3 separate regions of the Mus musculus genome follow, and regions 2 and 3 are each linked to region 1. A link is a loop called in an ENCODE intact Hi-C map of the cell type or tissue named here. Cell type or tissue: left cerebral cortex. All regions are shown on one strand. Region 1 holds the start of Kcnb1 (potassium voltage gated channel, Shab-related subfamily, member 1). Region 2 overlaps Kcnb1 (potassium voltage gated channel, Shab-related subfamily, member 1). Region 3 overlaps Kcnb1 (potassium voltage gated channel, Shab-related subfamily, member 1).

Region 1 (8,000 bases):
TGCAAGAATATGAGCTGACAGCCCAGCCTGGGATCACAGCGAGGTCATGATGCTGCTGCTGCTGCAGGGGGTGGGGGATGGCGTGGGGGGGGGGCTGGGGGGGAGCCGATTAAGCTGAGCGAGAGGAGGAAAGACGGTTTATTCCCACACGCTGCCTCTTGCAAGACAACTCGTTTTTTTTGCCCCGCAGCCAGGTGCCAACACAAACCCAGCCCTTTGTCTGTTTCTTCCAGGGGAGGGTAAATCCCCACTTCCTGTCCCTGGATCCAGTGTCTTAAGGACAGGGCAGGTGAGGAAGGAGGGGCCTACCTGGGCCTCAATGGGCTGAGCCGTGGGGGAAACCTGTGTCAGGCCTAGAAATAGCAAAATAAGTCTGTTGATCCTAAGCCGGCTAAGGACGAGTACCTTTCGTCTTAGAGGGAGGCTTTCTGGACACGGAAACTGGGGAAGGATTATGGTCTCAGCCTTCCAGGAGGAGACCAAGCCCAGAGGCGAGAGAAAAATGACTATGGGCTCTATCTGCTGTCCTACTAGACACCCTTCCTGTGTCGACTGCAGCCTTTTTGAGCAAGTCAACTATCTGCAAACAACCCTACAGAGTCCCCTGAGAGAAGGGACCAGTGAGGGGCCAGCTGAGCCACCAAAGACTCCACACTGAGAGGCCAAGCTAGCCAAAAGCCAGGCCATGCTTCTAAAGGATGGCTGGCCGAACAGGCGATCTTGGTCACTTGCCTCTGGTCCTCGTTCCTGGACTCAGCTCTCAGAGACTATCTTGTCTCTTCCCAAACTTGATCTCTCTGGATTCCCACACATCTCTTTTCTGGGCCCCCTTCCCAGCCTCCCATGCAGCCCTGAGCATGCTGAGCTGTCATTTACTCCTGGCACCCAGGACACAGGCCATGTGAGGCAGGCCTCACCCTCCAGACACGCTGAGGTGCCAGCCTGACTCAGAGGAATTGCACCTGTCCCGGTCCTCACCCCAAGCCTCTGCTGGTCCCCAAGGCTGGCTGCCTCCTGTGCCCAGCAGCCCACCCTGTGTGAACAAGTTCACCCTGCCTCTTTCCCCAGGCCTATTTTCTGCTCTGATTTGGAAATTTACATCTTCCTCCAACAGCCAAGTGCAAACTGCACCACACAGCAAGTACATAAACAAGGAGCCAGCCTGGTCCTCTCACCCGCTGTCCCGAGCCTTGGGGCAGACCTGTCCTTACCACTAGCCTTCCCTGTCTTTTGTCATCTCTTAAAATACCTGTGGGTGCCTCAGCCTCTGCCAGGCGTGTCGGTAGGCTGTGTTTATACCCTTCCTTATGAGCAGAGTGGGGTTATAATTCAGGGCTAGATGTTACATCTGCAGGGCAGGCTATTCTAGTATGTATCCAGGCCTGGAGGCACCAAGACTATCCAGCAAAGCTCGACTCTGTTCTCACCAAGGCCGTAGCATTTTAGAGTTTTATAAACCATTTCCCCCCAACAAAGTAGGGGTACACCGTACTGAATCACATGGGAAGGGTGCCTCTTAAGAGTAGTAGTCCTTGGAGAACTCGCTTGGAGCCCCTGCCTTTTAACCGGTATACTCATCGTGAGGAGCCAGGAGCCTCTGTGTAGGCCTCCATGGGGGGAAACAGACTCCAGACTCACCTTGGCGGCCACCGATGAGTTGGGCTTCTCCAGCAGGTCCCAAAGTTTCTTCCTCTTCTCAGCACAGCACGTGTTGTCGAACTCCTCGCCCTCCCGCTCCCGCAGCGTCTCAGCCTCCCGCTTCAGCTCCTCGTTCATCTGCTCCTTCTTTTGGTGGTAGCGGGCCTGGCAGCAGGACTCCAGGTAGATCTCATCGATGCCCCAGTAGTCCAGCTCCTGGCTGAAGCTCAGCGCGCACATCTCCTCCATCATGTGCAGCCGGCCGGTGCGGTAGAAATTGAGAATAGAGGTGAAGGCGCCAGGGTGGCGGTCGAAGAAGTACTCGTTGTCCTCGAGGCTGTAGTCGTCGCACACCTGGAGCAGAGAGTCGTGCGTGTTGCAGTCCCGGAGCTTGCCCAGCCGCGTGCGAGGCAGGCGGTCCAGAGTGCGCCACAGCACCTCGTGCGCCAGGCCCCCGACGTTGAGGCGCACCCGGCGCGAGCACGCCTTGCTGCGCACGATCTCCATGGGCTCGGGCGGCAGCGAGCTGGTGGAGCGCGAGCCATGCTTCGTCATGCCCGCCGGCATCGCTGGTCTGGCCGCCCCCGCCCCCCCTGCCCCCCCAGGCCGCTGTCACTCGACGGCAAGGCCCGCTGCCGCGGGGGCGGGGGGCGGGGAGCTCTGCAGGCCGCTGTGGTGCAGGGGTGCGCGAGGGCGGGCGTCGCGGCTACCGTCTCACCTCCATCCCGACGGCTGCGAGGCAGAAAGCGAAAGCGGACACGGGTCAGCGAACCGTACTGTGAGGCCCCTCCCCCAGGGTCCCCTACCGGCCTTGACCTTCCCAAGGCTTAAGCGGCTCAGGGGAGTTGGGGGGCGGGGGGGGGGGAAGGGAGGACGGATGGCTGCTGTTCCTCCCGCCGGTGCTGAAGTCAGCCCCACCCCAGGACGAAGGGAGGGGTGGCCCTCCAGGCGGGAGAGGCCCCCAGGAGGCTCCCAGGAAGCCCCACCCCCGCCCTGGCGCAATCCGGCCGCCCGGGGCGCTGTCCGTCCCGTCGAGTGCTGAAACTCCCTGCTCTCGGGCTGGAGAGCCCAACCTGGCCCCCGCAATTGGGAGGCAAGGGAGAGGCAGGGAGAACTTTCTTTCTCTCTTTAGTGAGTTCTCATCTCCTCCCACCCCAAGATAGTCAAGATTTTGGGTGGGAGCATAACGATGGCATTGGGCTTGCTTTTTCTAAATCTTAGAAGATTTTGGGCCGAGTGAGGACTGTGGAGGCTACCAGATGCCCACCTGTCGGAGGCCACCAGGCTGCCCTGTCCTGGGGCGACCCCACTCCTCACAACACCAGGACCCGAGACCGCTCCGGAGACCAGGTGAGGGTCGAAGGAGCCAAGCCAGCGGGGTCTGCACCTCCTTGTGCGCCCCCTCCCCACTCTAGCGCAGGAGGGGCGCGGAGTCCTCGGGATCCGCCTGCTCGGTGCTCCCCTCCTGCCCCTCCTCCTCTCTTTCTCCTCCTCCCCCTCCTCCCGCTCCTCCTCCTCGCTCCTCCCGGCGATGGCTTTTTATAACTCCGGGTTCTGCGCCTTTGCCCGGGCTCGGAAGAGAAGGGGTGGGGGAGGTGGGAGGCGGGGAAACCAGCGGAATCTTCTGGCCTTTCGGAGCGTGCCCTCCTCCCGCCACGCACCGGTGATTTCGGGGGGTTCCCGGGCCCTACAGCCCGCGGGGCACACGCCCCGCCCCCAGCCCCGGGGTGGGCCCGCGCCACCCCCCTACCCCGCCACACTCACCCCCAGGGTGGCCGCCTCCCGGGGCCGCGCCGCGCGCATCTCGCCGGCCGCCCGCCCGCGCCCCCGCCCGCGGCAGCGGCGGTCCCGGGGCCGGGCTAGGCCTACCCGGGCCGGCCGGGCGGGCGGGAGGGCGGCGCCGGGGCTGCGGGGCGCGGGCGGGGCGCTCTGCGGGGCGCAGGGACGGCGCGGCCCGGGCGATCGGCGGCGCCTCCGCCTCCACCTCGGGCTCCGGCTCGGCTCGGCGGCGGCCGCGGCTGCCTGCGCGAGATCAACAAGTCGGGCTGAGCTTCGGCTCCGCGCTCGCCGCGATTCTGTCCCGCACTTCGGAGCGCGGCGAGTGGCACCGAGGCGGGACGGCGCCACCTGCGGGTCGGAAACGCGCGCGGCTTAACCCCTCCGTGCCCGGCCCGGCCCTGGCTCAGGCCGCGGGGCCCACCCGGGCTGCTTGACTGCGTCCTGGCCACCACGAGGCTGAGCGCCTACTGCATGCATGCGCTGCACGTAGGACGGGCGTGGGAGATACAGTTGCGAAGCCAACTAGCCTCTGGGTCGCCGGGCTCCCTGGAGAGCGACTGTAAACAGAATTGGAAGACTATGTCAGACAGGCTAGAAGCTGGGAGGATGGGAAAGCTGGAGAAGGCAGGTGGCAATTTTAAATAGCCCTTGCTTTGATTCCATTCCAGATTCTACAAAATCAAATTCTAGATTCTGGAGGAAGGTGGATATTACACCAATTAACAAACCAACAGGCAAAAGAGGTGGGCAGCTGGGTGGTAGCTGTTGAGGAGAAACATAAGGCCAGGTGAAGGGCCAGGGAAGACTCAGAGTTTGCCGGGCCTTGTTAGTCACTCACCCATGGGTGCTAACTTGGACAGCTGCTTCTAGACTGCCGAGGGTCGAGGCTCAACCGAGAGATCCACTGGCCCTGCCTCACCCTGTGCGGTGGGGCCGGCAGGTTCCGGAGTGACTGTAGGCAGGGTTGCATGCAGAAGGGGTCAGGTATCCCTCTGTCAGCCACACTTGGGCTCGGCTGGTTTGTTCTCTGACACACGTATCTGTTGTGCGGTGTTAAGGAGTTAGAGATGCAGCAGAGAACCTTGTCCTGGAGGGGGGGGGAACTTAGTGGGACATGGTGCCCCAAGGTAAGGCTTTCCCATCTCCACCTGGGTTCCTTTGCACTGCATCACGCAAAACTGTTTGTAAGAACCATTCACTCTGGTCAGTTCCCTTCCCAGCTTCTCTCCCTGTGACCTCTGCTCCCAGCTCCCCCATCCCTCCTCTATCTACAGTGCCAAGGCTGTCAGAATGAATGTTCCATTTCCCAAACTGAATGCGGTTGTCAGTGGAGTAAAGCCTCCACGGGTTTTCCCTTGCTCTGGCCTGATAGTTCTGGCTCAGCCCCTCCCTCCTCTTCTCAGTTTGCCCAACACTGAAGAAAAACAAGCATTTTTTTTGTTTGTTCGTTTTAAAGGAGAAAGCTTCGGTCAATCATGAGTACTACTGGGGAGTCATGGGAGCAGGGGAGGCCATGCTGAGAGCGTAACCCAGGAGCTCAGCAGGGCCTCTCAGAAGTGAGGACAGACTCTACCACCATGGTAAGAAGGGAGTGATAGATGTGGGGAGGTAAGAGGAGTTCCACATGGAGTTGTGTCTAGGCTAGAGGCCAAGGGCAAATGAGGGACAGCCATACGCCTCCCTGGCCACCACAGTAACAGCATAGAAAAATACAAGACTTAGCACTCAGGAAGCAGAGGCAGGCAGGTCTCTGTGAGTTTGAGGCTAGCCTGGTCCACAGAGCCCATTCTAGGACAACCAGGGCTACACAGAGAAACCCTGTCTCAAAAAACAACAACAAAAAGGACAATGTAAGATTTGTTTTCCTTCCCTTGCGTCCCTATGTGCGTGTGTGAGAGAGAGGGTTAGGGTTGGTGTCAACTCACCACAAATTAAAGTCACCCGAGCAAACAGCCTCACCTAAAGAATTGTCTTAATTGCTTTAATTGATGTAGGAGGACTGACCAGAATGTGGGTAGCATCTGCTAGTGGGGGACCAGATTAAATAGTGTGGAAGAAGGAAGACCACTTGCCCTTGTTGGCCTGGCCTGGCCTCTTGCTTGAAGCGTTGGACGATGATGATGACGATGACGACGAAGACGATTCCTCCACTGAAAACAGAAGCAGCAGCCATTTCAGGTTTCCATCCTGGACCAAGGACCTTCAAGTCTCCAAGAACTTGCAGATTTTTGGTGCAGGATTGATGACTACTGAGGCACCTCCAGGACCAGTCAGCTCCCGGATTCCCAGCCTCGGTGTTGAGACTATTTCAGAGTGAGCTGATGACATGCATTCTCTAATATATTTGGTATATAAAATGTTTCATATTTAATATAGAAAATGTGGGATCCCATCAATTCTGTTCCTCCAGAAAATTCCAGCTTACAGAGGACACATGTGCACACCTGTGTGTGTGTGTCCTGTGGAGGTCAGAGGTCAGCCATGGGCTTGTTCCTTGGATGGCATCCATCTATCTAGTTATTTTATTTTATTTTATTTTATTTTATTTTATTTTATTTTATTTTATTTTGAGCTAGCCTCTCTGATTGACTGGGAACTCTCCAAGCAGGCTAGGCTGGCTGGCTAGTGAGCCCCAGAGATCCACCTGCCTCTGCCGCCCCGCCCTGGGAATAAAAACATTCACTGCCCTGCCTGTTTTGTTGTTTGGTTGTTTTGTTTTGTTTTGTTTTGTTTTGTTTTAACGTGTATTCTGGGGGTTGAACTCCGGTGCTTGCGTTTGTGAGGCAAGTGCTTTGCTGACAGCCCTGTCCCTAGGCCCACTTATTCTGAATTCCTCGTCCCCCCACATCCCCCCAGAGCATACTCCCTACCTCATAGGCAGCAGCTGTTATCTACTGAGTGGATAGTATGTTCTTGGGTTTTTTTTTTTCCTGTGTGATTTTGAAAAACAATTCATAGCTTTTTGCTGTTGTTATTTGTTTTGCCTTTTATTTCCCCCAGAAAATATTTCAGTGTATAGCCCAGGCTGGATTTGAACTCTCCATGCTGTGAGTCTTATCCCTCTGAGTGATGTGGGACTACAAACCTGCATTACTTGCCTGCACCCCTGTGCTCTGTTCCGTGACTCTGACTCTTTTCTCTTTTCATTTTGTTTTATGTTCATTGGTATTTTGCCTTCGCGTGTGTCTGTGTGAGGGTGTTGGAAGCCCTGGGACTGGAGTTACACACAGGTATAAGCCACCTTGTCAGTGCTGGGACTTGAACCCGGGTCCTTTGGAAGAACAGTCAGTGCTCTTCACTGGTGACCCACCTCTTTAGCCCCACATTGTTTCTTATCTTCAGGAGATCTACTCATGATGATGTGGGTTCAGCAGGAAACTGGCCCTCACAATGTGTCCCTTCCTCACATGTCACTCAGTGAAGGCACCTGAGAGCAGCCTCTCACATCAACTCACAGACCAGCATAGAGATTTTTTTTTTCCCAAGACAGGGTCACATAGTCCAGGCTGGCCTTGAACTTCGGCCACAGAGCCAAAGATGGTTTCGGATTTCTGATCCTCCTGCCTTCACCTCCCCAGTGCTGAGATTACAGGCGTGACCACCACACCTGGTCTACACAGCCCTAGATTGAACCCAGCTCTTAGTGCATGCAAGGCAAGTGCTCTATCAACTGAACTGTGTCCCAGCCCTGCGTCCCCAGCCCTGCATATGTGATGACTTTGTAAGCATGCTTCCTGTGGCTTTGGAACAATGTGTCCCAGGGTGTGTACACTCTTAACTAAGTGCACAGGGACTCCACTGCCTCTGGTGACATCTCCTCTAAGTGCTGGGAGTCCTCCAGCCCCAGTCTTAGCCTCCATTAGCTTTTATCCAGAGAGTGGAGCCTTGGCTCTCCAGTGTGTGCCAGAAAACAGCTCAGTGTATTGAAATATCCCTCTCATTGACTATTAATGAATCTCAGGTTTGCTCCATAGGCATTGAAGTTCTTGTATGTATGTGTGTTTGTGTGTGTGAGCTGTTGTGGTGATTTCAGTGGCTGTTATGGGAGTTGTTGCTGTTATGGTCTTTTTACGGTGCTGACTGTTGTGGGTATCTTCACAGTTGTAGTAGTGGCTGTTGTTATAGTTGTGGTCATGGTGGTAGCGATGCTTACAGTTGTTGACTGTAGTTGTTAAGAGTGTTTTTGCTGTTGTGCTGGTGACTATTATTATAATTGTGGTTGTAGCTATTATGGTTGGTGGTTGTTGCTGTGGTTGTTATTATGGTTGTTTGGTGGTTGTTATGATTCTGGTTGTGTTGGTGATGACTGTTATGGTTGTGGGTGTAGTTGTTATGGTTGACTGGTTGTTATGACTATGGTTGTTGTTCTGATTGTGGTTGCTACTGTCACAAGTGGTTGTTGCTGTGGTTGCTGTTATGGTCGTGGTTGTTATTTATGGTTGACATTTGTTGCTGTGGTTGTTTGTTGTTTTGATTATGGTTATTACGGTTGACGGTTGTTGCTGTGGTGGCTGTTAGGATTTAGTTGCTATGATTGTGGTTGATGTTGTTATTATGGTTGATGGTTGTTGCTGTCCTTATTG
Region 2 (8,000 bases), 54 kb before region 1:
CCTACCTCCTAACACTCTCTGAGAAGCCCGAATGGTCACAGCCCCTTGCATTGCAGTTGCTCCCACCCTGGTCCCCAGGGCAGATGTTCCTCCACCTCAGCCATCCAGAGGGACCTGCTGGGACCCACAGCAGACCTCTGTTCTCTGCTCAAAACAACTCCCATCTCTCACCAATCTCTGGGCAAAAAAGCCAGAACCTTACACGCCTCCCAAACGCTGTGTGTCTGGCTCCTCTTGGTCAGATGTCCACCCATAGCTCCCCTTGCTGCTGCTATTCTGACCTCCTCTGGCTCCCGAGACATGAGGGGAGCACTGGAGCCTCAGGGAGCACTAGAGCCTTGGGGAGCACTAAAGCCTCGGTGCCTTCCTATTCGTTGGGCTCTTACAACCCTCTGCCTCCAGACATGGCCCTCCCCTCATTTTCAGCTCTTGATCTGCTGAAGTGTCACCCTCCCAGGACAGCTTTTCCTGATTTCTCTCTTTTGTCCACTGTACTATCCCTTACCCCCAACGCGTCACATCTCTAGGCAGGTTTTATATCTGAAACTGGATCTTATGACGTGCCCCCAGGTTTTCTTTCCCCTTTAGACTGGACCCCCAAGAGCCTGGAGCATTGTCAATGCTACACCCTCTAAAGCCCGGCAGTGGTCCAGTGAGTCAATGGTAGTGAAGAGCGGGTACGGAGAGGTTTCTTGGAGAAGCTGGGAGAGCACTTGCATGGTCAAGCACTCGCTGAGTAAGTGAAAGGGCCTGAGTTCAAGCCCGGGAACAGAATGGGTATGAAGGCTGGTCATGGATGGAGGCTTAGGCCTGGACTCCCAGCACCAAGCAGGGAGAAACAGTAGCTCCCCCAGGGCCTCCTCACCCAGCAGCCTAGCTGCACAGCTGAGTTCTGGTTTCAGTGAGAGACTGTCTCGAGAGTGTAGGAGTGTAAGGTGTAGGAGTTACTGCAGCGGTTATGTAGAATTGACCTCCAGCGTCCACACACGCGCCCATTGCAATGGTTTGTATATGCTCAGCCCAGGGGGTGGCACTATTTGGAGGTGTGGCCCTGCTGGAGTGGGTGTGTCACTGTGGGTGTGGGCTTTAAGACCCTCATCCTAGTTGCCTAGAAGCCAACGTTCTCCTAGTGGCCTTCAGATGAAGATGTAGAACTCTCAGCTCCTCCTGCACCATGCCTGCCTGGATGCTGCCGTGCTTCTACCTTGATGATAATGGACTGAACCTCTGAATCTGTAAGCCAAACCCAATTAAATGTTGTCCTTTATAAGACTTGCCTTGGTCATGATGTCTGTTCGCAGCAGTAAAACCCTAAATAAGACACCCATGCATGTACACACACACACACACACACACACACACACACACACACATACACACACACACATACACACCCGTATGCACATACAGACTCTGGGCTCAATGTCTCATAGTTCTGTACACTAGCTCACTCTATTTCCCTCCCCCCTTTCTCTCCTTCCTCTCCTCTCTTTCTCTTCCTCCCTCTCTGGGTGGGCTCCATGTATCTGCTGTCCATGTATCTAGGTGACTGCAGGAATGATGTCATTTAGTTAAGGACTTCCATGGCCAGAGATAAAATCCACCATTTCTTCAAGGCTGTCAGTCAAAGTAAGAGCTGAGGCGACTCCAGGAGAGGCGTGTAGAGTGGTTTTCGCTGGGACACGGGGCTTTCAGGAAGCAGGAAGAGGGCAAAGGCTCTTTCTCTGTAAGCTGCAAGTGAGTCTTTCCCTCGGGCTGGCTTCTCCTTCCAAGAAAGACTCAGCATTTTATCACACAGAAAGTGACGATAACGGTGGAGGTCAGTGCAGCTATGATAGGCATGTCCCTGAGTGGAGGTTACTTAGTGCCTTCTTACATAAATCTCCAATATCTCCAAATATTATCCCTGCTCACCAGAAAAGGAATCTGAGGCTCAGAGAGGTGAGATGTCTTTCCTGACGTCCCACAGACTTGAAGAGAGACATTAGCTTGGAAACATCTTCATCCTCTTGATTTGGTTAAAGCTGGAGCCCTGTGGCATCCATGTTCAGTGGCCCTCTCTGAGTAGACACGGCTGAGGCTGGTAAGCTCTTGGATTCTACATGCTCAGCCCCCTGGGGGACACAGCAAGGACAGTGAGCAGCAGGCAAGGGCAGACAACCTTGGGGTGCATTCCCACCAGGCAAGATGGAGTTGGCTCTAGCCATCTTTGGCCACTGTGGAGTGCTGAGCCACGTCCTGTTCTTAGACAGCCTTGTGATCTGTAAGGCCTGGGCAGTGCTGTCTTTCCACACCTGATTCCTTCCTTGACATGAGCGTGTCGTCACAAGAACCTCATGATGTCACCCCCACCACGGTCTCTGCGGTGACAATCTCTCTTACTTTTGACCCCAGCTCAGAAACTGAGGTTTACACATGTGACTACTATGGGACACTACTAACACGAACTGTCTAAGAATAGCACCGTAAAGATACAGGATAGATCAGTGGTCACCTGTCCAAGGGCAGGGGGACAGGATAGAGGCATTTGGACACGAGGTTCCTTTCGGAATGTTCCTAAGTTGGATCGTGGGGCTGCTCAATTTGGTAACTTACTAAAGTTCATTGATGCACAGGGTCAAATTAGAACAATTGTGTGCATATGAATTATACCTTCAGGTGGGTGGGGTGATGCACACCCGTAGTCTCAGCTGCTTGGCCTGGATGACTGCAAGTTCAAGGCCCACCTGGATCGAGAATGAGTTCAAGGCTTTAGTGAGACCCTGTCTCAAATAAAAGGTAAGCAGAGAGATGGGATGCAGCTCATCAGGGGAGCATCAGCCTAGCACACATGAAATCCTGAGTTTAACATCCAGTAGAACCCCTTCCCTGCAAAGAACCAGGGGATGGAAGAGGAGATGCAGGCTGGGGGCTGAGGCTGTAGGTACCTCATTAGGACATGTTAGACTGACGGGTGTGTGCTGGCTGGAAAAAATTAAAGCTGTGACATGCAAGGCCTACAGGAGGGAGGACTAAGGACAGCAACCGCTGGCAAGGGGCAGATGCTGCCCCCGGGACCTTGCAAAAGTAGCTCCTACCCAAGGTGGCGTGTGTTTGTCTAAAGCTGTGTGGGGAAGTGTTGGGACACAGCTCCTGTGGATTTCCCAAAGTCTGCGTGTGTCCTGAACCTCCTCTGGGATGTCTGGTTATCTATGAAGCAGACAGAGCCAGCATGTCTTCTGGGACCGTAGATACGGAATCGTTTCTCCAAGCAGCACCAAGGTAACGTGTACCAGGGCAAAGGCTGGCCAGGCTTGCTGGACACACAATGAGGGTGTTTCCTAGGCTTAGGGATCCGCAGCTGTGTGTGCTGTGTCCACGTGGACGCTTTGTGTGGAATTCGGGGATAGAGAAGCAATGTGAAGATGCTGGGCTTCCTGGCCTATGGGCAGAGACTCTTTCCTCTCTCACCCAGCAGGCTCCAGTCTCCCGTCAGTTGGCTGAGGTCTCCCATGGGTCAGCTCTGCAGCTGAGGGCAAGCTGCGCTCTCAAGGTCTTTGTCAGTATACACCTCAGGCCTAACTTAGAGATGAATGCTCAGAGGCCCAGAGACTTCAAGTTTCTTATGCAAGGCCACTCAGCTGGGGGGAAATTCAGTTGGGAAAGGGTTTGCTGAGCTCAGATCCCCAGAACCCATGCGGAAAGCTGAGGGTGGTGGCATATGACGATATATCCAGCACCAGGGAAGGAGAGACAGGCGGGCCGTTAGGGCTCTCTCACCAGCTAGGTCACTCCAATTTATGAGCTCCAGGTTTACTGTGTCAAAATATAAGGTGAAGGAGCTGGCAAGATGGTTAATTGGGTAAAGATGCTTGCTGCCAGGCCTGGTGACTTGAGTTCAATCATCAGGTATGTCTGATGGAGACTGGCAAGTTAGCCTTTGACCTCCACACTCACACCGTGACATGTGTGCCCCCCTCACAATAAATACATATGAAATACGAAAAAAAGCGCATCTGTTAAAAATAAGGTAGGGAGTGACTGAGAAAGACACTTGTGCTTGCCCACCTGTGTGCACGCACACAGGCACATACACACGCACAGGCATATGTGTGCACGCACATGCACACACAATCACAGGAAAACAGTGGCAGGTCTGGGGCCAAGCCCCAGGCAGGCTGGGAGAGGCACGAACTCCGAGCAGGGATGGGAGCAGCTAAAAACAACAGGATCTAAAGGCCCCAGTGGTACCCAGAAGGTCGCACCTCAGCATCCCCACTCCTGCCCCCTCCATAGGCCGCCTGTCCCCACATCCGGCTGCTGGGTTTGAGCAGCCAATTTGGGATGACCGTGATATATTTAACGGTGAGTCACGCTCTCCCCCGGCAATCAGCAGTGGCTGGGGAGGATGCAGGAGCATCTCTGGGAATCCGTGCCCGAGGGTCGCCATGGCAACCCCACCCGAGTTGCTTGCCAGCAGCTGGGATGCCAGTACCCAACGAAGGCAGAAATAGTCTCAGAGGCTGAGTGCGGCCAAGGATGGGAGCACCCACTGCAGCGTCCTATGGGGTCACAGGGGCTGACTGTGAATGGTGGGGTTGGGTGTTTAGGAGTTTCATGGACTCCATGCCCACACCAGGGTCTTTGATGGTGGCTTGGATCCCTTAGCTTGCCGGGATGGACACATTGCTATAAGCAGTCGTGAATGAGATCCATCACTTCTGCCTTTGGCACCCAGAGTGCACTCTCACTACCTCCTGACTCTCACAGAGGTCCCCTCTCCCCATGCGGGGAGCACTAAACAACCCGAATTGACTGACAGCCTCCCGCATAGTCACCTTCTAGAAGGCTTCAGAACCTAGGACACATCAGGCACACCCACACACCCCATCTCATATGAATGTTCCTGTGAAAGCAGAAAAGTTTGGAGTTTGTTCATTCATCTGTCTGTCCATCCATCCATCTACCCACCCACCCAACTATCTTTCTACTATCCATCAATCCATCCATCATCCACCTGTATGTTTGTCCATCAATCCATCCATCCACTCAACCTCCCATCCACCCATCATCCATCCATCCATCCATCCATCCATCCATCCATCCACATTCATCCGTCCACCTGTCAGTCCATCAATCCATCCATCCACCCACTCACCATCCATCCATTATCCATCTGTCCATCCATTCATTAATCCTTACTAAATCTGAATCAGGTCCCACGGGCCCTGGCCAGAAATGGACTCCACTACTCTACTCTCATCTGCTTCCACCCTGCACTAAAGCCTGTCAGCCTAATTGCTGACAGACAGGTCTGCCTTAGAGCCCTTGCATGGTCTCATCTATTTGGAAATCTCTACCCTCAGATAGCCACGACCTGACTCCCTCACTCTCTTTATGTCCCCATTCTGATGCTACCTTCTAGAGAGGTGCAATCAAGACCACCATAGCAAGCAGTTGTCAATCTAGCCTAAGGGATATAGCCAGTATGTATGTATGCATGCATGTATATATGTATGGTTTATATATTTATATATAAACTGTATATATAAGCAATGCATATATGTGCCTTCGTTTTTTCCATCTGTAGCAAGGAGAGAGAGAAGTTGAAAATGGTGGCCTGGAATTTGAGTCTATTCCCACAGGTATGCTTTGCTTGTTCTAAACTGTGCTTCAAAACAAACAAACAAAAAGCAAAACAAAACAAAAAAACCTTGTACTAGCTGTTAACATTCACATTTTTAAAGAGATTGCATTTTAAATCCCTAATTTTTCTATTTAAAATTTTGAAAGCATGAGCCACGTGTAGACTTCCTGCTGGTGTGCCAAAGGCCCCACGTGATCTCCCTCCTTTATTCATGGGGCTACGTCCATTCTCCAGGAGACTGTTTGTAACCCTGGTCTCAGGTCTGAGGGGGATGGAGGGCCATGGCTACAGGGGATGGAGAATGTGGTGGCTCAGGGCTGAAGGATGTGGGTAAGACCTTGCCCACCTCACCTGTACAGCCTGTTTCTTCCTGTGGCTTCTGATCCCAAAGACTACAAGCCGAGCAGTCATTTGAATGGTAAAGCAAGCTGTAGGAGCCTGGGCAGGATACAGCAGTCACAAGCTAAGAAAGAAGGCCGGTGAGTTTTCTGGCCTCTGGGGACAGTGCACGTCACTAGGCTTGGTTCACCAGGGAGGAAGGGAGGGCTCTGAGCTGAGGCATGAAAGACTCCAGGCCAAGCTTGGAATCTTAGGAGAGACGACGACTGGCCCTGACGATAGGCTCCACCCAAGGGAGTACCTCCATCCTTCCCCAAGACCTCCACTCCAAAGACATTTGCTTTAAGTAGACATCAGCTCAGCACAGCTCCAGCCACAGGTACTGTGCGGACACCTGCTGCTTCCATCTTCTTCACCCTCTGCACCCTCTGAGGTTGGAGCCTCCCCTTCCTGGTCTCCAGGAAACGGCTCTAGATGAGGGTGTGGACCACACCTGCCTGGGCAGAACCTTCATGAAATCATTTCGGTGATTTATGATACCTCCAGGTTCATGTGTGTCAGGCAGGATTGTGACAGAGCCACAGGCATCCACTGGGTCTGTCATGATGGTTAGGTGCCAGCCTGGGGCTGCAGAGAGCCATCCTGACTGGCCTTTGACAGTAAAAACCAGCGCAAAAGAGACAAGGGCCAAAGGTTCGGGGGAAATGGAAATACTGCCGTGTAATTCAAAAGCCTGGACTCAGCCATGCTTGCACCATTAGCTGGAGGCTTTTAGTTCTCCAAGCCAGCCATTCACTGTCCTGGCCCCATCCCCCTTTCCTTCAGTCAGCTAGAGTGGTTTAATAGACGAAGCTGGGCTTTCTTGATGGCGGAGTTGGGTGACAGTGACCCAGAGGCACAAGCACACGGGACACATTCTGGGATTGCTACTGAGTAGCTACAATGGAAAGGTGTTGGCTGTGTCACAAGACACTACTAGGACACGTAGGGCTTGAGTGGCTTTACCGAGTCATACAACTTTACCCACTGGTAGAGTACAGAAGGCTCTGGAGGAAGGAAGGGAATGTAACCAGAATTGGAAGTTGTGTGAAGTCTGGCGCAGGGTTCTCTCAGGGTCACCCTCCCTGAGGCTGGGGTGCATATGGTAGTGGGGGTGGGCAGTGTCTCCCACCAGCACTCTCAGCACCCAGAGCGCCACCCTAGCTGGTTCATAATTACAGTGTTTGCAGGAGACACGTCCAAGGTCCCCTGCCGAGAATCACTCAGCTACCCTCCCAGGGAGAAAACAGAAAGCTGTGGGTTTCCTGAACTATTTTTGGGCTCTGCCCACGTCTTTGTTCTCTGTGAGCACACTCCCAGCGTGCCCTTGCTCAGCGGTGGCCCGACCCAGGTGAGGAGCACCAGGCCTGGCTTCTTTGTAGAGACTGACTTACTAGCAGATGACTGCCACGCGCCCCGTGGGGGTAAGGAGGTGATCAGAAGGTGCCAGAACAGGTGGTGGTGACTGACGAGGCACTTATCTTATCCCAGGTCACATGCCCACCCATCCCCACAGCTGCCTGATCCATCTGCTCCGGAAGTACCACCCCCACAGCCCAGGGTGCCACACGGAAGGAAGGGGGTGGCTTGCACCATGTTTGACCCCTGTGCCCCTTCAGGCAGTAGGCTGAAAGAAAGAAAGAAAGAAAGAAAGAAAGAAAGAAAGAAAGAAAGAAAGAAAGAAAGAAAGAAAGCAAGAAAGGATTCTCCTGATTCTCTGTGGGTGCAGCCTAGATTTACAGGTGGCACAGATGAGGCAGCAGGAAAAAGCCAGTTTACCCAGGATGGCAGAACAGTGGCCACGGCTACGGCCTGAAAAGACCAGAACACAAGTCAAACCTCATAGGTATTTCTTTGTCTGCATTGGCCACCTTAATGTCGTGTCCTGGCAAATAACCACAGCTGTGATAAGCACATAGGAGAGAGACGAATAGCATCTCTACGGCTGTGTTTGGATTTTTGTCTTCTTGGACATATAGATTTGGAGCAGTTTAGT
Region 3 (8,000 bases), 78 kb before region 1:
GAGAGGTTGAGGCAGGCAGATCTCTGTGAGATCAAGCCCAGCCTGGTCTACAGAGTGAGCTCCAGGACAGCCAGGGCTACACAGAGAAACCCTGTACAAAAATAAAGAAATAAAATGTAAAAAAAAAAAAAAAAAAAAATCCAGTGTCACCCGTTTCTGCTCAACTTCCAGGATTCTCAGGATAAAAGTGAAACCCTACGCTCGTGTGTCAAGATGCCCGCATCGTCTCCTTGGCCACCGCCTTTCTTTCTGCCACAGCCCCGGGGCTGGGGAAGAGAATGGGTTTATGTTCTTGCCTGTTGCTGACTGGATTTGAGGTGGGCAGGAGATTCAGGCTCAGTCAACTCATCTGAGAGAACCTGTGCTCAGGGGTCCAGGGAGCAAATGGCTTGTGGGAGGGTGAGAATTAAGTGTGCACGTGTCAACCTGTCTGAAACTGTCTACACTGTCCGCACCATCTGCACTACCCCTAGATGTAGGAGATGAGAGGCCATAAAAGTTCAGAGAGGGGGCCAGGGAGGGGATTCAGCTGGCAACAGAGCTGGCCTAGCATGAGTGTGGCTGTGGGTCCCAGCCCCCGCACCGGGTGAACCAGAGGTGGTGGTGAACACCTGTGACCCCAGCACCCTGGAAGTTGGGGCAGGAAGGTCAGGAGTTCAAGGTCACCCCTGGCCACATCGTGCATAAGAGCCAGCAGGTGTTATATGAGACCCTGCTCACAATAGGTAAGTTGGTAAGTACCAAGTGAAGTACCAAGCTACCAACCAAACCCTTACTCTCCTCAAAGCAAAACCTGTGTGGTTTCTGACATTTCTGACATCATCCTTGTTTTCCCTAGAAACAAGGGCCACTTCATGGTCTGCTGTACAGTGTAGATCCTGACATCTCATTCCTGTTGTGTGTGAGTGAATGCACATGTGTGTGCGTGCATGTGTGTGTGTGAGTGAATGCACATGTGTGTGCATGTGTATGTGTGTGCATGCACATATGTAGATGTGCCCATTACTGCCCAGAATCTATAAATGCCATCCAAGAGGGCTGACCCTTAGCCTTTCTGTGTACCCTGCTCTGGCTCAGAGAGCGTCATCAAATTCAGCAAGCTGAGTGCCTGAGGCTGGCCAAGGCAGGAGTGAGAGCTCATTCTCGCCTTCTGCTTGCTGCGCTGTGAACTTGAACGACGGGCCTGCAGACAGGTGTGCCAGCCTCCTCCCATCAGCTGGCTTTTCTGCAGCTGTCTGCACAGAACATGAGCGCTCCCAAACAAAGCCTGTTTCTGTCAGCCCGACAGCAAACCGTGCCTGTTCCTGTTACCTACACTATTCTGCAAAAAAATATTCACACTTAACTTTATTTCAGCCACAGTCTACAAAATGACATGCAAACCTACCCATTTTGCCTGCCTAGTGACAGATGCATTAATACCAAGGTAAACTGACCTGTCACTCTCCCTGAGCAGCTGGGCACGGCTCTGCCACCCTTGGCCTTGAGGGCTGGCCTCTTCCCTGACTTAGTGTCCTTGTCTGTACGAGGCTACTTCCTAGGATGGATCTTAGCAATTTCTTGGAAGTATTTGGTTGCTGTAGCCCACAGAAGGAGTACAACCAGCATTAGAAAGGCAGAGGACAGGCGTACTATCCAGCATCCTGCAACGTACAAAGTGACCCATAGAAACAGCATTATCCTGGCTACGGTTGTGAAACTCTGGGGCTGGCCCCTTATAAGTTCTAGAGCAGGGACCTGTGTTACGTTCAGCACAGGCTAGGCACACATGGGTGGTACAGGCACAGGCTGAATCCTATTGTCACCTGCTCACATCTCTGATCCCTACAGGAATGGATCTTGGGTGGGAGGTCTGTCCCTTTAAGAGCTAGGAGGTTCTGTTTCCTCGGAGGCTGGCAGGGTGCAGCGGGCAACTCCTCCTTTCCTAACCCCAGAACAACTCTGGGCAGACCCACATAGTGAATCGTCTGTGACAAGAAGTGAGTTATAGGCTCAGGCGGGAGCCAACCTGAGGGGACCTGAGCACACATTCTCTTCCCATGAGAAGGTCCCAGGAGAGTCCTCAGTATGCCAGACAGGAGAGGGTTGCAGGGTTGCCTGGATCAGGTCTTCAACAGTCCCCATAGTTGGTGCCACCTCCGTGGCCCTTCTCTGTTCTTCCAATATGGAGGAAAAGGCATCAAGTGTCCAAATAACATAGGCCTCGGCAGAGAAAGGACAGGCTGCACCCACGGTCACTTGGCCCACCGTGGTCAGCAGAGACACAGGATCCTTGGTAAATTAATTAGGGCCTTTGGGGCTCACCAGTTGCTTCTTCTACGTGTTTCCAATAACTGTTGTTCCTAAAGGCTGCAGAGAAGCAACCAGAATTCCACCAAGCCATGATCGGACAAAGCAAAGATGGTATCAGAATTCAGGTATCAGAATAGCTCGAGCAAGCTCCGTGTGCTGCTCCCTCAAATGGCTCAGGAAACGCCATGAAAGAGGTAAGAGATGACAGAGAGAAACCCCATTCTTTTCCTTCCTTCCTTCCTTCCTCCCTTTCTTCCTTCCTTCTTTCTACCTTTCCTTTTGAGACCAGTTTCACTGTGTAGCCCTTGTTGTCCTAGAACTCACTCTGTAGACCAGGCTGGCCTTGAACTCACAGAGATCCGAGGCTGCCTCTGCCTCCCAAATGCTGGGATTAAAGGCGTGCACCACCACCACCATTCGTTATGACTCAATACAAGCATTATAACCATGACTCATATCACCGGCAGTTACCTGCACTGGGCCCACACAAGACCAGCCCCAACAACCGGTCAGGGAGTGGGTGGGACTCACGAGGCCCCACCTGTACCTCTGAACTATTGGTTACTGATAGGTCCTGGAAGAGAGGGGACCATGGTCTTCAGTTTTGTGTCTGATGCTGGGCCCAGCAAGCTCCAAGGAACAGCTCCAAGGCTGCAGTCACACAGACAGCCTTGTTTAATCTCAGTGGGTCCCAAAACAAAATAAATAGTTACGAACTATTTATTGCGAGAGAGATTTGTGGAGTGGGTGGGGGATAAGAGAGAGGTGGGAGATGAGAGTGGTCAGTATTTAAAGTGAAGAGATGTGGAAATGTTAACATAAAATGGTTTAAAATATTAAAAACAATCATTGAATTGCATAGGAGAAGTGGGTAAATTATGACATATGAAATAAGTGTCAATAAAGATAAGGAGCCATTTTCTGCCAAGGACGTCCCATTGCTTTTAGTCCCTGTGATCTCAGGAGTGTCACAGACAGGGTCTCATTATGGGACACAAACTCAGGATCCTCCTGCCTTGGCCTCATGGGAGTGGGGGTCACAGGTGGCTGTGAACCCAGCTGCTAGCTAAGGGGTTGCCACTTGCACATAGAGTTCTGGACCCTCTACCTCTGCCCGACATCGCTGAACACTAAGAAATGTAGCATTGTTGGGAAAGGGAGGTTGAGGCAAAGACACCGGATTCAGCCAAGGAGTGTGGGACCCATTTCCTTCATGGCGTCCCCTGCTTGGACTCCGAGGGAATGAACCGGAACCTCATGGCTCTCAGCTTTGGGCACCCGCTCTGCCTGGCACTGACTCAGGAGCTGGGGATAACAGTGACCCTGTCTGAGAAAACCAACCAAAGGGCCTGCTTCCCTCCTGTGACACTCTTCAGGTCGCAGGGACTAAAAGCAATGGGGTGTCCTTGGCAGAAAATGACTCCTTATCCTATTTTTATCGGCACTTGCTTTGCAACACCATAATGCTTTTAAAATTATCATTTGTTAACATTTGACGTACGCTCTCTTGGTGGAGCTGGGATGTGGTCTCAGGCCCTGGGGCTCCCCAAGAAGGGCTCAAGGACACAAGAAGGGGCTCCTTTTATGGTCCTTCCGCTTCCTGGGTTTTAAGGGGGGTCCAGGGGGATTACATCAGGGAGTTTTAATTGGAAGGGTCACTGGAGTGGATCCGATTAAAGGATTGGGAACAGCTCCAGGAGCTGACCCCTCCCTGCCTGCGGCAAGGGCTGGGGTGGGGGTGGGGGATGCTGGAGTGGCAGCGGATGTTGGCAGGCACCTGGGCCTTGGGCAAGAGAAGCCATCACAAGAGGACAGGGGTGCAGGGCACAGCCTGGGAACACCCATCCAGCAAGATCCCTCCGGGATTCATTTTCCTTAGTTGCCTATGTTTCAAATTGGGAGTTTTTGTTCATTGTGTTGGTTTGTTTAAGACAGGATCTCATTGTCTTGGCTGGCCTGGAACTCATTATATAGATCAGGGTTAGGCCTTGAACTTGAGATTCTCCCGAATGTTGGAATTACAGGTATGCACTGCCACATCTGGTTAAAATGGGGGAGATTTCACATAAAAAGCCAGATGTTTAGATTCCCTCCACAAACTAGAGGCACTCCACCAACCTGTACTTCCAGTCATGGCCACTAGGTGGTGCTGAGGAGCAACAACTGCTTCCCAGGTGGATGCCCAGAGCCTTTGCACCTCACCATAGCTACATGCTCCTGCAGTTCTGGGCCTGCCTGGTACTATGACAATGAGAATTGCTATTAACAGATCTGCTACTATGTGTAAAGAATGTTCGGCCGGGCAGTGGTGGCACACGCCTTTAATCCTAGCACTTGGGAGGCAGACGCAGGCGGATTTCTGAGTTCGAGGCCAGCCTGGTCTACAGAGTGAGTTCCAGGACATCCAGGGCTATACAGAGAAACCCTGTCTGGAAAAACAACAACAAAAAAATGTTCTAGAGATCTTCATGGAATTACAGAGGCAGAAACAGAAGGGTTGGGAGCAGTCCTACCAATCTGCCTTAATTTCCCCATATTCACATCCTGCCAATTCCTCTTTACAAACATCACCAGATTTGTCCTTTCCTGTCCACCCTACAGCCACCACCGTGTCCCAAACATCATCAGGTCTCACTGGTACCACTGCAAAGAGATGTCTCTCCTGCCTCCTCAAAGTCACTCTACAGACCACATCCCCTAGTGCTTATTCCCTCCTTCTTGCTGGGCGTGGACCATCTAGGATAGAGACTGCATTTCCCAGCTCCCCTTGCTGCGTAGATGAGGTCCTGTGACCAGGTCTGGGCAGCAAAAGGCACTTGGAATTGGTGTGGCCCCCTCTTCTTTCTCCGGCCCCGCTGCCTGGGAGACCGATGGGGAGAACAACTATTCTGGATATGAACGGGTTAACCCCAGCACTAGGCTGACCTTGTACAGAGAGGCCTGGCAGCTCTTGGTCTGTGTGGTTTGCATCTCCAGCCACAGGAGCTTAGTGTGCAGGCCCAGAGCGTTGGGTCTCAGCCCCTCTGCTCTCTCATCGCAGGCCTTTCTATCCCCCTCCTGGTCTCTATGGTCCTTCCTGCCTTGTGCCTCTGCCCACACTGTCCCTCATGCCTGCAATGTTTCTCGCTCCCCTCTGCTAGCTGACTGCTTCTCATCTGTAGTCACTGTAGTCACCTCCTCAGGGAAGCCACCCCAGCTGTCCCCAGAGGCACAGGCTTCCCTTCTCTCTGAAATGTCCATAGGGTATTTTCAGCAGCAATGTTTTCTGTAGATACTTTCCAGTTTGTGGGCATGGGCTCAGTCTCAAACCTGAGTCCTCGGGGATAATGGGAGACCTCAGCTAAGCTGCACAGAAAGATGGGTACAGTGGCACATGCCAGTTACCCCAATATTCAGTCTACCATAGTTTCAGAACTGATAGTTCCAGGGCAGCCTGAGCTACACAAGAGCCTGTCTCAATGATTGAATGAATGAATGAGTGAGTGAATGAGTGAATGAATGACTGGCCTGTATGTGTCTCATGTGTTGAACACTGGTCTAGCACATACGGAGCTCTGGGCTCCACCCAAGCATGAACCAGGTATGGTGGGGCTCTTGTCATCCCAGTACTTGGGGAGTGCAGAGGAAGGCAGATCAGAAGTTCAAAGTCATAGTTAGCTGCAGAGGGAGTTTGCGGCCAGCCTGGGCTACATGAAACCCCCATTTCACAGAATATAGGAGAGGCCTGGAAATACAGCTCAGTGGTGGAATGCCTGCCTAGCCTATTTGAATTCCTCAGTTCAATTCCCAGGGCCTCATAGCAATCGAACAAACAAAAGCCTAGCGCTGGGCAGCAGCACTGAGGCAAGGTGCTGGCTGCAAAGCCTGGCATTCTGAGTTCAATCCTGGTGCCCACGTGGTGGAAGGAGAAGAGTCCCACAAGCTGCCCTCTGATCTCCCCCTGCACACTGTGGCGAGCACACGTGTGTGCTCACTGTGCCCTGGCATGTGCACATGGATACTTGGCACACACACACACACACACACACACACACACACACACACACACACGTTGTGACAGGCACTTTCCTTGTGGAGGTCAGAGGCTGGGGACTGTCTCCCTCCTGTCTCCTGAGCAACCTTGTGAAGGGGAAAGCAGAGGTCAGCCCTGGTCCACATGGGGGAGACAAGGGAGATGTCCCTAAGGTTCCCTTCTGCAAGGGAAAGTCCAGGACAATGCCCTTTTGGCTGGGTGACCACCGGGTCCCCTAGACCGGCTGAGGATATGAGAAGCCGGGGGACGCACTGTCAGTCAGGATTGACAAATGGTGTGGGCTGTCCCTGCTGTAGAACAGCACTGGGAATATAATTAAGAGGTGTGTGGCTGGCCAGGCAGGATGGCGTCTACAGGCTCTAAGCCTCTAATGGGAGCCTCTGTCCCCTGGTATGGTGGGATGTGGATGTGGAAATGGTCCCTGAGAATCTAACTGTGGTAGCTCACAGCTGAAAGCACTCCCCGTGGGTCAGGAGAGATGCTGGGTGGGGGACCGCACACCCAATGGCTAAAGCTACAACAAGGCCTTCAGGAGGGTCATCTTCACAGCCATGTTAGGCACTGCTTTGTATGACCAAGGCCTCCCTCCGCAACAGTCCTTGATGAAAGAGCCAGGACTTGCTTGTCCAAATTGTTTTATTCATGGTGGCTGAGGATAAACCAGAGATTGAATGCCTTCTGCAGGAAGGGAAGCCCATTGGGTAAACAGTCAGGACCTATCTCGATACCTCACTAGCACGGAGAACTCCAGGTTTTCACGCTATGTGACCCGTTGTCATGTGGGGTGTTGTGGTCACGTGTTCCAGGACAGGAATATGGTCAGAGGTTCGTTCCTACTCCTGCCGTTCTCAATTATGAGGCTTAACAGGGATTCCAAACTTGCTCCAACCCTACCAGGTCTTCTGTCTGGTGGCACGGTCCACTGCCCCTCAAACAAGGAGGATGCCTTCGCTGGTGAGATATTTCCTCACCTTCCTGTCTGGTCTCACAGGAGTCGGAAGAGCTGCCTTCTAACTCCAACTGGGCATCACCAGGCAAGCACCTTCATGTCTCACACAACAGCCACTGAGAGTCGGGTGGGCTCCGGCACCGTCCCCTTCCACAGTGATTCAGAGATCCAGTGACTCTCTCACCCCAGGGCATGGCCTCTATCTATGTAAACAAAAGTGACAGCAGAGTGCGTTGTCCAGGCTGGCCTTGCACTTATGATCCTCCTGCCTCAGCTTCTGGCTGAAAGGACAGGCCTGGGCCCAGCCTGATCCCTGTCTTCCTTCAGGAATTAATTATAAAGCAAGGAGGTAGAATTAATGAAAACCATTTCAGAATTGCTGGGGATCGAATGCAGGGCCTTGTGCATAGACTCAGTGACGTCTGGAGATGAACGGTGACCTCTGTCCTGCAGGAGGCCAGCAGCGAGTGTGTTGGTTAAGATCCTGTACTTGGGGCTGGAGAGATGGCTCAGCAGTTAAGAGCACTGACTGCTCTTCCAGAGGTTCTGAGTTCAATTCCCAGCAACCACATGGTGGCTCACAACCATCTGTAATGGGATTCAATGCCCTCTTCTGGTGTGTCTGAAGACAGCTACAGTGTACTCATATACATTAAATAAATAAATAAATAAATAAATAAATAAATAAATCTTTATTTTTAAAAAAAAAAGATCCTGTACTTGGGC

What was found. A loop is a pair of places that touch in the nucleus more often than their neighbours do. Peaks named below come from ENCODE experiments on the same cell type or tissue, not always from the same donor. Only the 100,000 strongest peaks of a DNase experiment are listed, where the experiment ranks them.
Region 2: it touches region 1 in a loop (2.4-fold over the local background); 8 of 42 quality-filtered maps call a loop at or near these places.
Region 3: a loop joins it to region 1, with 6 times the contacts of the local background. A loop is called at or near these places in 19 of 42 quality-filtered maps.

The regions. Positions count from the first base shown.
Region 1 is chr2:167,186,419-167,194,418 of GRCm38, forward strand. It overlaps Kcnb1 (potassium voltage gated channel, Shab-related subfamily, member 1), which reads right to left and starts at 2,400. Exons shown (of 2, transcript NM_008420.4): 1 at 1,639-2,400. The coding sequence starts at 2,205. It overlaps 1110018N20Rik (a long non-coding RNA gene), which reads left to right and starts at 4,207. Exons shown (of 4, transcript XR_001783560.2): 1 at 4,207-4,997; 2 at 5,412-8,000. In left cerebral cortex, CTCF peaks have their summits at 2,647 and 3,790 (motif pointing left); DNase peaks (open chromatin) are centred at 875, 1,422, 1,853, 2,770 and 2 more places; H3K4me3 peaks cover 4,701 bases; H3K27ac peaks cover 5,347 bases.
Region 2 is chr2:167,132,685-167,140,684 of GRCm38, forward strand. All of the region lies in intron 1 of Kcnb1 (potassium voltage gated channel, Shab-related subfamily, member 1), which reads right to left. Among named protein-coding and RNA genes, the nearest start is that of Gm52568, 7.3 kb to the left of the region's middle. In left cerebral cortex, no CTCF peak of the experiment used is centred here; DNase peaks (open chromatin) are centred at 947, 4,409 and 7,255; H3K27ac peaks cover 6,852 bases.
Region 3 is chr2:167,108,491-167,116,490 of GRCm38, forward strand. All of the region lies in intron 1 of Kcnb1 (potassium voltage gated channel, Shab-related subfamily, member 1), which reads right to left. Among named protein-coding and RNA genes, the nearest start is that of Gm52568, 17 kb to the right of the region's middle. In left cerebral cortex, a CTCF peak has its summit at 4,430 (motif pointing right); a DNase peak (open chromatin) is centred at 4,438; H3K27ac peaks cover 483 bases.